Regions from separate parts of the Homo sapiens genome. Here regions 2, 3 and 4 are each linked to region 1. A link is a contact called in ENCODE Hi-C or POLR2A ChIA-PET data. All regions are on one chromosome and are shown on one strand. Each heading gives the region's core, a stretch centred on a gene start or an enhancer-like site at or near the end of the contact. The rest is flanking DNA. Distances are from core to core; before and after follow the strand shown. Region 1 overlaps LINC00607 (long intergenic non-protein coding RNA 607). Region 2 has its middle 27 kb from the start of LINC00607. Region 3 holds the start of LINC00607 (long intergenic non-protein coding RNA 607). Region 4 has its middle 95 kb from the start of FN1.

Evidence for each region. A loop is a pair of places that touch in the nucleus more often than their neighbours do. ChIA-PET counts read pairs that join two places held with the same protein, here RNA polymerase II (POLR2A). Pooled maps may share reads with other maps.
Region 2: a map of Caco-2 shows a loop between it and region 1 (5-fold over the local background). The contact joins two enhancer-like sites. A Hi-C loop is called at or near these places in 1 of 168 maps with a recorded cell type or tissue (Caco-2) and 1 of 50 pooled maps. POLR2A ChIA-PET finds 5 or more read pairs at or near these places in 3 of 52 experiments (HepG2, activated CD4-positive, alpha-beta T cell and activated naive CD4-positive, alpha-beta T cell).
Region 3: a loop to region 1 is called in a pooled map, with 2.4 times the contacts of the local background. The contact joins the promoter of LINC00607 here to the enhancer-like site in region 1. A Hi-C loop is called at or near these places in 4 of 168 maps with a recorded cell type or tissue (Calu3, GM12878, MCF 10A and 1 more), 1 of 37 single-sample maps with no recorded cell type and 3 of 50 pooled maps. POLR2A ChIA-PET finds 5 or more read pairs at or near these places in 5 of 52 experiments (AG04449, GM12878, HepG2 and 2 more).
Region 4: a map of mammary epithelial cell shows a loop between it and region 1 (14-fold over the local background). The contact joins two enhancer-like sites. A Hi-C loop is called at or near these places in 4 of 168 maps with a recorded cell type or tissue (Calu3, IMR-90, endothelial cell of umbilical vein and 1 more) and 1 of 50 pooled maps. POLR2A ChIA-PET finds 5 or more read pairs at or near these places in 2 of 52 experiments (AG04449 and IMR-90).

What each region holds. Positions count from the first base shown.
Region 1 is chr2:215,679,837-215,682,800 of GRCh38, reverse strand. The region is part of intron 5 of LINC00607 (long intergenic non-protein coding RNA 607); the gene reads left to right. LOC102724861 (a long non-coding RNA gene) reads right to left here. Exons shown (of 8, transcript NR_187737.1): 6 at 675-877. Among named protein-coding and RNA genes, the nearest start is that of LINC01614, 37 kb to the left of the region's middle. Within about 2 kb of position 1,545, at least 5 of the 41 ENCODE cell types and tissues checked have a DNase peak (open chromatin) inside an H3K27ac peak, as active enhancers do; they include mammary epithelial cell, where a contact is called at or near this core.
Region 2 is chr2:215,868,865-215,871,828 of GRCh38, reverse strand. No RefSeq gene overlaps it. Among named protein-coding and RNA genes, the nearest start is that of LINC00607, 27 kb to the right of the region's middle. Within about 2 kb of position 1,453, at least 3 of the 41 ENCODE cell types and tissues checked have a DNase peak (open chromatin) inside an H3K27ac peak, as active enhancers do.
Region 3 is chr2:215,842,155-215,845,118 of GRCh38, reverse strand. LINC00607 (long intergenic non-protein coding RNA 607) reads left to right here and starts at 1,583. Exons shown (of 10, transcript NR_037195.1): 1 at 1,583-1,793.
Region 4 is chr2:215,529,906-215,532,869 of GRCh38, reverse strand. No RefSeq gene overlaps it. Among named protein-coding and RNA genes, the nearest start is that of FN1, 95 kb to the right of the region's middle. Within about 2 kb of position 1,374, at least 4 of the 41 ENCODE cell types and tissues checked have a DNase peak (open chromatin) inside an H3K27ac peak, as active enhancers do; they include mammary epithelial cell, where a contact is called at or near this core.

The sequences.
Region 1 (2,964 bases), core at 296-2,795:
CTCCCAAGTAGCTGGGATTATAGGCACCTACCACCGCACTCCACTAATTTTTGTATTTTTAGTAGAGGCGGGGTTTCACCATGTTGGCCAGGCTAGTCTCAAACTCCTGACCTCGTGATCCACCTGCCTCGGCCTCCCAATGTGCTGGGATTACAGGCGTTAAGCCACTACACACGGCCAATTGAATATAGTTTTTCTATGCCACAGATTAAGTGATCTCTAGGCAAAAATGTGCAGATAATCCACCACAGACTAAAGTGGCCAACCAAATAACTTGGGTTTTAATAGACACTTTAGAAAGCCTCCTGCTCAACTTCCCACCCGATGAGGAAGCAAATGTATATTAGGACTTTACACAATGCCTGGCACACAGTTAAGTGCTTAAGAAATATTCATTCTTCACAATGCAAGGAGCTCGTGGTAGACTGTGGTCTCAGCCTTGGCCAGAGCACTTTCACTTACTATGTTACAACTTTGTACGGTGTTCTGTTCTAAGAAGGAATAGTTCTCCCTTGAAATGTAAACACCATGAAATCAGGGACTTTGTTCTATTCAATAATGTATTCCTAGTGCTAGAGGAGGATCTTAAACATGGCAGATGCTAAAAAAAATCTGTATTTTAAATGTATGGATAAATGAATAAACCATTGTTGGAAAGGTATTAGAAACAGTACCTTATTAGAAACAGTAGTTCTCAAGAAATGGATTGGGAATTCAGAGGAAGAGCTGGTACCCTATCATGGCAGGTGGCCCCTAGAAGAGTCATTTGAAGTCATGTGACCCTCTGGTAGATGAATGGTTCCCAAGCTGTGGTGTGGGTCCTCCATGACAGCAGCCTTGGTCTGGTCCAAATGACATGTGTAGGATGAGCTTACACCTGCACAAAATTTATGGACAGCATAAGGAAAGGTAAGCCAATGTTGGAAATGCACCAATCACATTTTGAAAAGATAAGATGGTTTGTGGTGTCCGTCCTCTTCCTCTTCCTTTGTCTCTCATTCCCATTCTGCAGAGATCCTTGATTTGTAGCCAATCAATCCTTATCTCTGCAGCATGAATTTGTACAAAATCAGGTCATCAAGGAATCCAGAAAATGAAAATTAAGAAGAAAATTGTATGCCAACTGACCTTGTGCCCAGATGGGGGATAATATTTGTGGCAGCTAATTTTTAAATGAGGAAACAAAAATGAAGTAGAAAAAAATTTAATACCTTTGATTTTTTTTAAAGAGATAAAATAGCTTTGTGTTATCTCCTATAATCTTTATAAATCCTTCACTCGGTGCAAGCTTCCTGCCGAATCTCTGAAAAACATATCACATGACACAAAACCACCAGGTTTCATGATGAAAGAAGAAAAGCATCCAGTGCACTCCAAGCCCACCCCCACCTTGATACTACTTGTTCACAAAAGACGGGTTGTGGCTCTTGGGGATTTGTTGATCAAAGTTCCAGTCATGCTGACTGAAAGGGTGTTCTGTTTTCAAAGTGATTATTGAGCCACTTTAAAAACACTTTAACTTGTGGGTTTGCCTCATTCTATTTGAGTCCAGATTTCACAATAATGTAATGAAGGAAGCCCTGTGGTACTGCCTGTGTCATCTTAATTTATCAGGAAACCACAACCTTGCACATCTTTTCCAAGTGACTTTTTTTTTTTTGGTTTGTTTGGCCACGATAGCCATGTTCAGGGCTGTTTGGACCCTTCCTGGTTTGGTGCTTGGCCTGGGTTCCAGGGTTGAAGGGCCAGTGCATCAACTCCACAAGGTTCTGAGTCTCTCTTGGCACCTTTAGAACTGCCTGCTCTCTGTTCCTTCTATCAGGTTTCAGGCACTCCTGTGCTCTTTGAGTAATCAAGGTTTTATTGTAAAAACCCATTCAAATCCCCAAAGAGCTGTGAAATATTTGTTTCACTTTTCTCTCTGCTTCAGTGGGTATTTTATGTGAACTGTAAACTTGGGAAACATAAAAAGAAAAAATTAAAAAGAAATATGTAGGCTTGGTAAGAATCAGAAAAAAAAAACCCACGAACAATGCTTCAGTGAGTACACTACGAATATAGAATGCATTTAGCCAATTTGATATATTCTTTACATTTTCTTTATGATTTGTTCCTGTTGGGATGACTGAACATTTATTTAAACTGTAGATAGGATCTTCATGTTACTTAAGGACTTGACTACTCTACTTTTAGAATTTTTTAACCAACTTGAAAAGGTACTTAGTTATACTGAAAGTGTATTTTAAAAGGTATCTGTTGTTTCTTTTAGGAACATCCATTTCTTTCATCTCTACTTTTATTCTTTTTTTTTAATCAATTTTCATTTTAAGTTCCGAGATACATGTGAGGGATGTGCAGGTTTGTTACGTAGGTAAACGTGGGGCATGGTGGTTTGCTGCACAGATCAACTCATCCCCTAGGTATTAAGCCCAGCATCCCTTAGCTGTTCTTCCTGATGCTCTCCCTCCCCCGCCCCCGCCGTCAGACCCCAGTGTGTGTTGTTCCCCTCCCAGGTGTCCATGTGTTCTCATCGAGGAACATCAACTTCTAAAATTTTTCTGAATATTTATAGCCCACAAAATGTAAAGGACCTGAATTTCCATTCATGATTTTGTAATAATTATGTTTTTACATAATTTCAAAATGCTACAATTCTAGATATTTAATATTTCTAATGTACTTTATAAAATTGAATTCAGAAATTTACAGATTCTTCTTCTTATCTAATTTCTATTAACGATGAAAGAATTGAATTACCCACATTGTAATTGGGAAACATAAAAACACTAAGGATGTAAATAATATCTACTGTACACAACATTTTAAAGAACAATTGTTAAGCAGGTAATGCGACAGAAAGAAAACCAGACTGAGTTGCAGGAGATGGGAGTCTTCTGTGTGATCCCAGGAAAGTCACCTGACCTCTCTGAACTTGAATAATTCACATTATTTCACTTTTTGCCA
Region 2 (2,964 bases), core at 204-2,703, 190 kb before region 1:
TTATAAAGTTTCAAGTGTGGTATTGTTCTTCAAAGAGAAGTGTCAAGGTCCAGTCCCCTATATAAGTTCTCACACACAGAAATGAATGTTCCATCCAGTTAATTGCCATTGTCTTTGTTGTCTGGATCACTTCTTGGCATCAACATTCCACACTGCATAAAGTGATTTGTGTTAAACACCGTCTCTCCTGCCACAGTTTAGCCTGAGTTCACAAGCTCCAATAAGGATAAAGGTGCAAGCACATCCTACACATGTTTGGAATTGATCAAGCGAGTTGCACAACAGGCAATGGTGGGGACTGGTGGGTCACTGGAGAGACCACTGTTTGTCAAAAGGGCATAGATGCCAGCTGCTTGGGAATATGGACCCAGCATTCCAGATATTCTGATCTTTAAAGATGAGTGTGATAATTCTAACCTTTTTGGGAAATTTCACATTTTAAAAAGGTTGGTGTATTGTTCAGCCCTGGTAGGGAATACATGGCACATTCAAGCCAAGTCATTAACAAATAAAATAAGTATTTAAAAAGGTGTGAGTAGGGTTTCCCTCATCTGCTGAGGAATGGTGAAGCACCCCGGGATTAGCAACAGCAGGAAGCATTACCGCTCCTCAGCCCTAGGGGGCCAGCTGTGGCTATGGGAGAGAGCTAGGTGGGCTGCCTGACCAGAGCATAGTCTTGGGTGAAGAGAAGTAGCCAATCCATGGTAGGGAAGGAGCCAATAGTAGAGGTACCTTCATCTTATTCCTCTCTCACTCTCTGGTCTCCTGCATGCTCTTCCATTGGCTGAAACCAAGAGAAAGCCAGAGGGCAGAGGGGCATATAGATTCAGTCCCCAAAGGCCAGCATCAAAGTACAAACTAAGGTAGAAAAGAAAAGAATGGATCTTAAAGGTCTAATGGAAAATGTACAGCCTAGATAGCTATTAACTTGGGTTAAATAAAATGCAAATGAATGCTGAGAATGAAAACAAAAAACCTGCTGCAAGATGTCGGTCTCAGACTTTTGGTTTAAGCATTTTGAAGATATTACCACTTCTTTATATTTCTATCATTTTATCCTAATAGAATGTATATACAAGGTCCTTGATAACTGGGTGGATAAAAGTGATTTGAAAACTGAATATAATGTGGCTGGAATATGCATTTTACATCCTCACAATAAGATGAAGAGATTTCTTTTCAGTTTTTTTTTTCTCCCAAAGAACAAATATAACATTATCATCAAGGAGTTTATGTTCTAAATTTCTCAGATGTTGCATTTTAACTTATTGTATTAGTTACCTATTGTTACATAGCAAATTGCCCCCAAATTTAGTGGCTTAAAACAAACATTTATTCTCCCACAGTTTCTGAGAGTCAGGAATCTAGGCGTGGTTTCACTGGGTGTTTCTGGTTCAGCATCTGGGTTGCATCATCTGAAGCCTTGACTGAAACTGCAGGATCAATTTCCAGGAAGGCCCACTCACATGGCTGTTGACGGGAAGTCTCAGTTCCTTGCTAATGGCTTTTCCTTGGGGCTAAGTGTCCTCAAGTCATGGTAGCTGGCTTCTTCCAGGATGAGTGTTCTAAGGAAGATAGAGAACAAGAGGACAACCAAGACAAAAGCTGCAATGTCATGTAGAATCTAATGTTGGAAGTGACACATCATTGCTTCTGTCATATTCTCTGGTCATACAGACCAACCTGGTACAATGTGGAAAGGGTCTAAACCAGGCTGTGAACACCGGGAGACAGGAATCACAGAGCCACTTTGGAGACTGGCTACTAGGCATATTCTGCCTGATTTCCACAGAGTGTCATACTTCCATATCTTTCCCAAAGTCAGATCTTTCCCATGGTTGGTCTGAGTCTGCCAACTTCAGGAGAAATCTCTTTACCTACAATTCTTGTACCATGTGATGTGGACCTACGCTGCTTCTACCAAGTGATGTCACAAACTCATTGGGGTTCTGTATTTCCTTTCCTACCCAACACACACACACACACACACACACACACACACACACACACACACACACACACACACACACACACACATTCTCAGGGTGTGGGCTTCTAATGAGAATCATAATTGTGATTCTTTCTTACCAGGTGTAAAATGTTAGGACTGCATTTGATACCGCAGAGTCTCAGTGATAAAGCAATGATAAAACCCTGAAGTTCTATATCTTTTTATATGTTCCCAGTCTCCCACTCCTGACTTGATCTGCTCTAGGCATGGACTCTTTCATAGATGTACAAAATATTCCTTATCTCCCCGCATCTTAGTTTCATATTTTTTCCTTTAGCGTCACGTCACTTCCATCCAAAATGAAGGTAACTTTTCGTTTTTATTAAATTCTTCTTGTAGTTAGAGAATTGGAATGATTCAGCTTTCTTGCATGTTTTCTTCTTCTTTTCTCCATATTTTGAGAATGCTGCAGAAGCCCCAAGGAATTTAAGGACTTCCAGAACCAAGTGATAGGTGTTCCAAATGAGATACGAGCATTTACAAAGAATGTTGCTAAGCAACTATTTACAAATAAAGGCATTTTTCCAATAGAAAGGAATTAAAAAACAAATGTTATCATTAAATGCTGAATAGTCAGGGAGACTACCTTTACTGTATAAACATTTATTCTTGATCTCATTTTTTAGAGTGCAGATAATGGTTGCTTGAAGAAGGAAGGAAATGTGTCAAGGGACTTTTATGAGAGAGAGAGAAAAATGTAAGACTGTATGTTGGTTTGAAATGATGACCAAACAATGATTTCATTTCACTATAGTCCAGCAATAAATCTGTAACTCTTCTCTCACCAGTGACACTGGAAACTATAGGGAATCCAGGCCAACTAATTCCAGGCACTAATCTTTCATGCTGGGAAATGCATCTGCTAGGTGTACAGGACCCAGAAAGTCTGACAAGCTAGTTTTTGTATGAATTTGCTATTAATCCTGACCACTCTTGCCTCCAGTTCATCACAT
Region 3 (2,964 bases), core at 334-2,833, 160 kb before region 1:
GCCTTTATCGTCTTACCTAAACTGTCTCACCATCCTATGGCTAGAAATTATTTTCCCAATTTCCTACCCAAGAAACTGGAGCCATCAAAGAGCAGATAACTTGCCAAGTTCTTACACCTGGTAATTAGTGAAGCTAGGATTTGAACCCAGGTAGTCTTCTGCTTAACTACTATACTGTATTTGAATCTACTCATATTGGGTTGGTTTGGATTATATGCCCATCCCTGGGCCAATTACTGTGGCCATGGCTGGGATGCTCTGACTGGCCAGGCTTGGATCGCTGTTTACTCGTACACTGAACATAGGTTCAATTCTACCCAAAACAAGTGGACTGAGAGTGGAGGAGACATGTGTTTTCCCGAAGGGAAACCAGAAGGGAAAACAGATTCTGTGCAGAACAAATCATGTGATGTCCACTACACTGTCCATTGTTTCACATGTGTTGGTTTCCTCTAATAAGAGAAACATATAACCCAACATTGGGTACACATTAGATGTTGAATGATTGATTCATTGATGAACTATTCTTTTAGAGAGACGGATTTTGAGGTTAAGTAAATGTTCTTTGTTTTTTTTGATATGGGGTCTTAAGGCTCTGTTACCCAGGCTGGGGTGCAGTGGTGCCATCTTAACTCACTGTAGCCTTGACCTCCTGGGCTCAAGTGATCCTCATGCCTCAGCCTCCTGAGTAACTGGGACTACAAGTGCGGGCCACCACATCTGGCTAATGGTTTTTTGTTTTGTTTTGTTTTGTTTTGTTTTTGTAGAGATGGGGTCTTGCTATGTTGAACTCCTGGCCTGAAGCGATTCTCCTGCTTTGGCCTCCCAAAGTGCTGGGGTTACAGGCATGGCTACCATGCTCATCAAGTGGCTCTTGTTGAACTTGTAATATGTTATGCTTCTGGCAAAAGAACTGGAGATAAAAAGTGTTAAGTCACCATTGATTTCACAGTGGATCATTTTAGGGACCATGAGCTTGTTGCCCAGAATTCTGTAGGAACATTTCAAATGCCATATTTGTACATATCTAAGTGACTATCTTAGTATGCAATATGAGGTTTTCTAAAATGTCTATAAGCAAGCCAATATAGTGAACAATAACCTCACTATGTTTCATTTAAGAAATTCATGGGAAAAGACCTATGGAAGGTGAAGGGAGGAATTGTCGGGCTGTCAGGGGAAAGAGTGAAGAACTGTGGAATGAGCTCCCTGCCTGGGGCCAGGAGGAGGGCTGGGTAGTACAAGCTGGGATGGAGTGAGGGGGAGACTCAACAGTAGCCTAATACTGAAGTGGAACTTCATGTTCTGAAAGCAAGTTGGCTGTGTGACTTGGTTTAGTCACTGGCTGCCAGAAGAACCATGATGAGTAATAGAGGTGGAAATATGACACACTGGCAGATGGAGGCCGACAGGAATGCCACCACTCCATTCACTCATGTTCCATCCAGCAAATGAAGTATCACGAGCACACGCCAGAGGAACCAAATTCTCTAGGGTGAGTCAGGTATAGCTTTTTGAAGAGGTGACCTTTAAACTGAGACTAAAGACAAGTAGGATTTTACTAAATGAATAGGATTTTACTGAATCCAGGAATTGGAAGGAAAAGAAAACAGTTCTCTATTCATGCTAGTTAACTAATCAATTCAATATGTATTAACTGAGCACGCTACATGCTAGGCACTCTTCTAAGTGCAGGGGAGACAGCAGTGAAGAAAGCAGACAAAGTCTCTGAACTCCTGTGTCTTCTATTCAAATGGGGAAGATGAACAATGAACAGATAACACAAATAGAAGGTATGTCAAATGAAAATAAGTACAATGTTGAAAAATAAATCAGATTAAGTAAGGAAAGTAGGGAGTGCTTGGGAAAGATAGTGTTATTTTGTGCAAGGTGGTTGGAGAAGTTCTCTCAGAAGGTGATGGTTGAGCAGAGACCCAAAGGAGGTGAGAGAGTGAACCATGAGCCTATCCTAGGGAAGAGTATTCCAGGCAGAGGGAGCAGCTGGAGGAAAGATCCAGAGGTGGGACATGATGGTGTTTGAGAAACACACCCGTGGGAGCAGAGTGAGAGGAGGGAGAGTGGTGGTGGTACAATAAGTACTTTTAATGGGAAAAGAAGTGGGGGCCAGAGGATGCATGGTCCTAGACACGACCTGAATGCCTTTGGCTTTCATTTTGAATGAGATGAGAAGCCAGTGGAAGATTTTGAGCAGGTAGGCTACAGACGTGACCTGTCTTATATTAAAATATAAAGGATTGCTTTGCTTGCCATGTTGAAAATTTACTATAGAGGGGCAGGGATGGAAGCTGGGAGACAGTTTGGAGGCTAGAGCAGTAACCCAGGAAACGAGCATGGTGGCTTGGGTCATGGTGGTGGCAGTGAGTTGGTGAGAGGTGATGAGATCCTGGTTGTATTTTGAAGGCAGAGCCAGCTGGACTTGCTGAAACAAGCTGTAAGAGAAAGAGAAAGGAGTCAAGAGTGGCTCCAAGACTGACTTGAAGAAATGGAAGGAAGACCATTGTCATTTGCTGAAGTGGGAAAGGCTGTGGGAAGAACAGGTTTGAGAGGGAAGATCAAATCAATTTTGAACATGTAATTTCAAGACGCCTGTTAGACACCCAAGTGATTGGTTTCTGGACTGCCTGCCTTCTAGTTGTGGATTTTGGGAAGATGAAAACAGTGCTTCTGATCATCTCTGACTCTAGCACTTAAGAAACTGACATACATTAGGAACTTAACAAATTTTGTTCAGGGCTTGTATGAATGAATAATGGGAGATAAGATTGGAAAGGAAACATAGTGCCAGAACATGAGGGGCCTTTATTGGATGGGGAATGAGGGGCATTGAGGTTTTCCAGTAAGGCAGTAACATGGTCAGTGCTGAGACACAGGAAGACAGGGGAAGACTTACCTGGTAGGTGTCCCATCCTGCCACCAGCCCATTCAGAAACCTGCCACCACCAA
Region 4 (2,964 bases), core at 125-2,624, 150 kb after region 1:
TCACAAAATCTCTTCCAGAGATATTTCAAGATCCTGCTTTCAATTCCATTTTGAGATATTTCAATTGAATTTCAAGATATTTCAAGTCTCTGCTTTCAATTATTTGGGGTATATACCTAGAAGTAGAATTGATGAATCATATAGTAATTCCACTTTAAAATTTTTGAGGGACAACCATACTGTTTTCCATAGTGGACATGCCATTTTACATTCTCACCATCAGTGCAGAAGGGTTTCAGTTTCTCCACATCCTCACCAACACTTGTTATTTTTTGTTTTTGTTTTTACTTAACAATAGTTATCCTAAATATGAGGTGAGATGTCATTGTAGTTTTCATTTGCATTTTCCTAAAGATTAGTGAGTTTGAACATTTTTCACAGGCCTATTGGCCATTTGTATAACTTATTTGGAGAAGTGTCTTTTCAAGTCCTTTGCCACTTTTGAATCAGGGTGTTTATTGTGATTGTTGTAGAATTTTAGAATTCCCTATATATTCTGGATATTAATCCTTTATCACATATATAATAAAATTTCCCCATCTCATGCTAGTTAACAGTGACAATAAAAACATTAAATCATAAAAAAAGAGTGAGAGTGATTTCACCAGTCAAGTGACTCCTAAAAATTTCTAGTTTTACCTTAAAGTCAAATAGAATGCCAATACAAATGTCTCTTAAGGCCTGACATTAGTTAAGATATATTTGCTTATTGGAAGGTAAGGGAAAGGGCGATGTGAATGGGGAAAGGTGAGTGGCCACAGGAGGGCATATTTATGTAAAAATATTTTTTGAAAAACCTACACGCCACAGTTAAAAAATCTAGTAAGTGCTCAGGCTGATGGTTTTAATGTTCATAATAGATCCAAGAGATGCATTTGTGATATTTCCATCCTTATACCTCCTGGTAGAATTGCATGTTATCTACTTACTTAATATTTTAATATTCTAATCTAGGCTTTTTTCATGAATCATTATATTAAACCAGTGCTCTTAATAAAATTGTCAGGGCCTCTGTTTATAGAACCAAACTGGTGGGACTTACCAGAATCCACTAACCAAGAAAAGAAAACAGAAGTTCTTTTCTTTAAAATGAGGCAGTGGTATTTACAAAATGGCTTGAGAGCAGTGTTGTCAACCCCTGAAATTATTCTGGACTAGATTAAATGTTTTTGCAAGATATTCTTCAAGTAAAGAAAGAGATAAGGGTCATTTCTTTGAGTGATAGGGAAGTTCGTCTAACAACATAACTTGTCAAGGAATAATTCTCACTCTAAATATTTTTCACACAGAATGGTGACTCACAGATCTGGGATCGGGGAAAAGGAAAAAATTGTGAGAAACTAAACAGACGTCACCTTTTTCATATTTTTGAGCTTGACTGGTAAGCCTGACACATTTTCCTAGCTGGGTAGTTGATTCCATGAAAGACACCTTTGTTTTATGAATCTAAAGGGGAGAGGAATGAAATGCCTATCTTATCTCTTCGTGAAGGGAATAATAACTACTATATCTAAAAATATGAATCGCCTCAAAATATCTCTATGACTTTCACAAGAAAATGCATATTTAGAATTGTCATCTTTTTTCTTAAAGCTCAAGTTTCACACAATCATCTATGAAGGTTTGTACATATCCAAGTCATTTCTGTCTTTCCTGTTGCTAAGGCTGAAAAAGGCTATCTGGAGATTCTACTCCATTTCTCTTGAGACACAGTCCAAGATAGTAGTCCTTAGTTGATGGTGAAAACACACTGATTCCAAGTGACATATAGATAAGTGATGCTCTATTAGGCCCTAAAATTGATTTTTCCCAGTAAACTTAAGGCAGAAATGCATTTCTCACGATGCTGCACTTTCCCTACTTTTTTTCTGCAGTGCCGAGATAGGCATTCTGTCTTCACCCACTCCTGCAAGTTCACATTCGCACACTCAGTTTACCTCAACTCTATGCACCTCTAAGTCATCAATCAGATGGGCAACCAGAGAATTAACCTCTTGATTTTTAAAAACAAAGTTTGTTGAACCTAAATGTCCAACAAAAAGGATTTGTTTTAAAATCCTGGTACATTCTAACAATGCAGTGCCTTTCAGTCATTTAAAATAATGCTGAGTGGACTATTTAATGATGTGGAAATATGGAAAAAGGTCCATAAACTATTGTGAAGTGGGGGGAAAGGCAGTTATCAAATGGTGTGCATAGAAAGTAATTATATAAATATAAATACACACAAAGTTACAAATGTCTGGAATGTTTTAGCAAATTAATGGTGACTTTTCTCTTGCATAAATAGATTTTTACTTATTTCAGCTCTACATGTACTTATTTTCTCATTTAGGAATCAAGATTTCACATGGCACCTCGAGGACAGGATTATTAATAGCCTTTGTGTCAGCCTGATGGTAAAGCTTTCTCTTTGAATCCTTTGTATAGTTGCTTTTCCTTCAGAAAGACCATCCCATTTACTCATCATGTGGTGAGTAAGCATAAGCAATCAAAATACAAGTACTATAAATATTGTAATTAGAGCCTCATCCTCTCGGTTAGACCCTCCCTAGCAAACACACCTCTCCCTAGCAAACACATTGTTTATATATTACTTTGATATTCAGAAAGAATTGGAACTGTGTCTGTAACCAGAATCTCCAAGGAGAACTAAGATGTACTGAGCACCTAACGTAATACATTCCTAGTGTTTTATATGTAGGATTGGTGATCGCAGATTTTAAGTTATGTGCCCAAGGTCACTTGGCTAAGTGACGAAATGCAGATTCAAATCCAAATCTGATTAATTGCAAAATTCTATGCCTTTCCCCCAGCAGAGAGTAAAGTCTCTAAAATATTTCTTGAGTACCTACTTTATGTCAGGCACTACCTATATAGATTCATTTGTTCCTTAAGATAACCTTGATAGGTAGTTATTGTTATCCTCAATTTACAAATGGGGAAACTGGTGTTCAGAGTGTT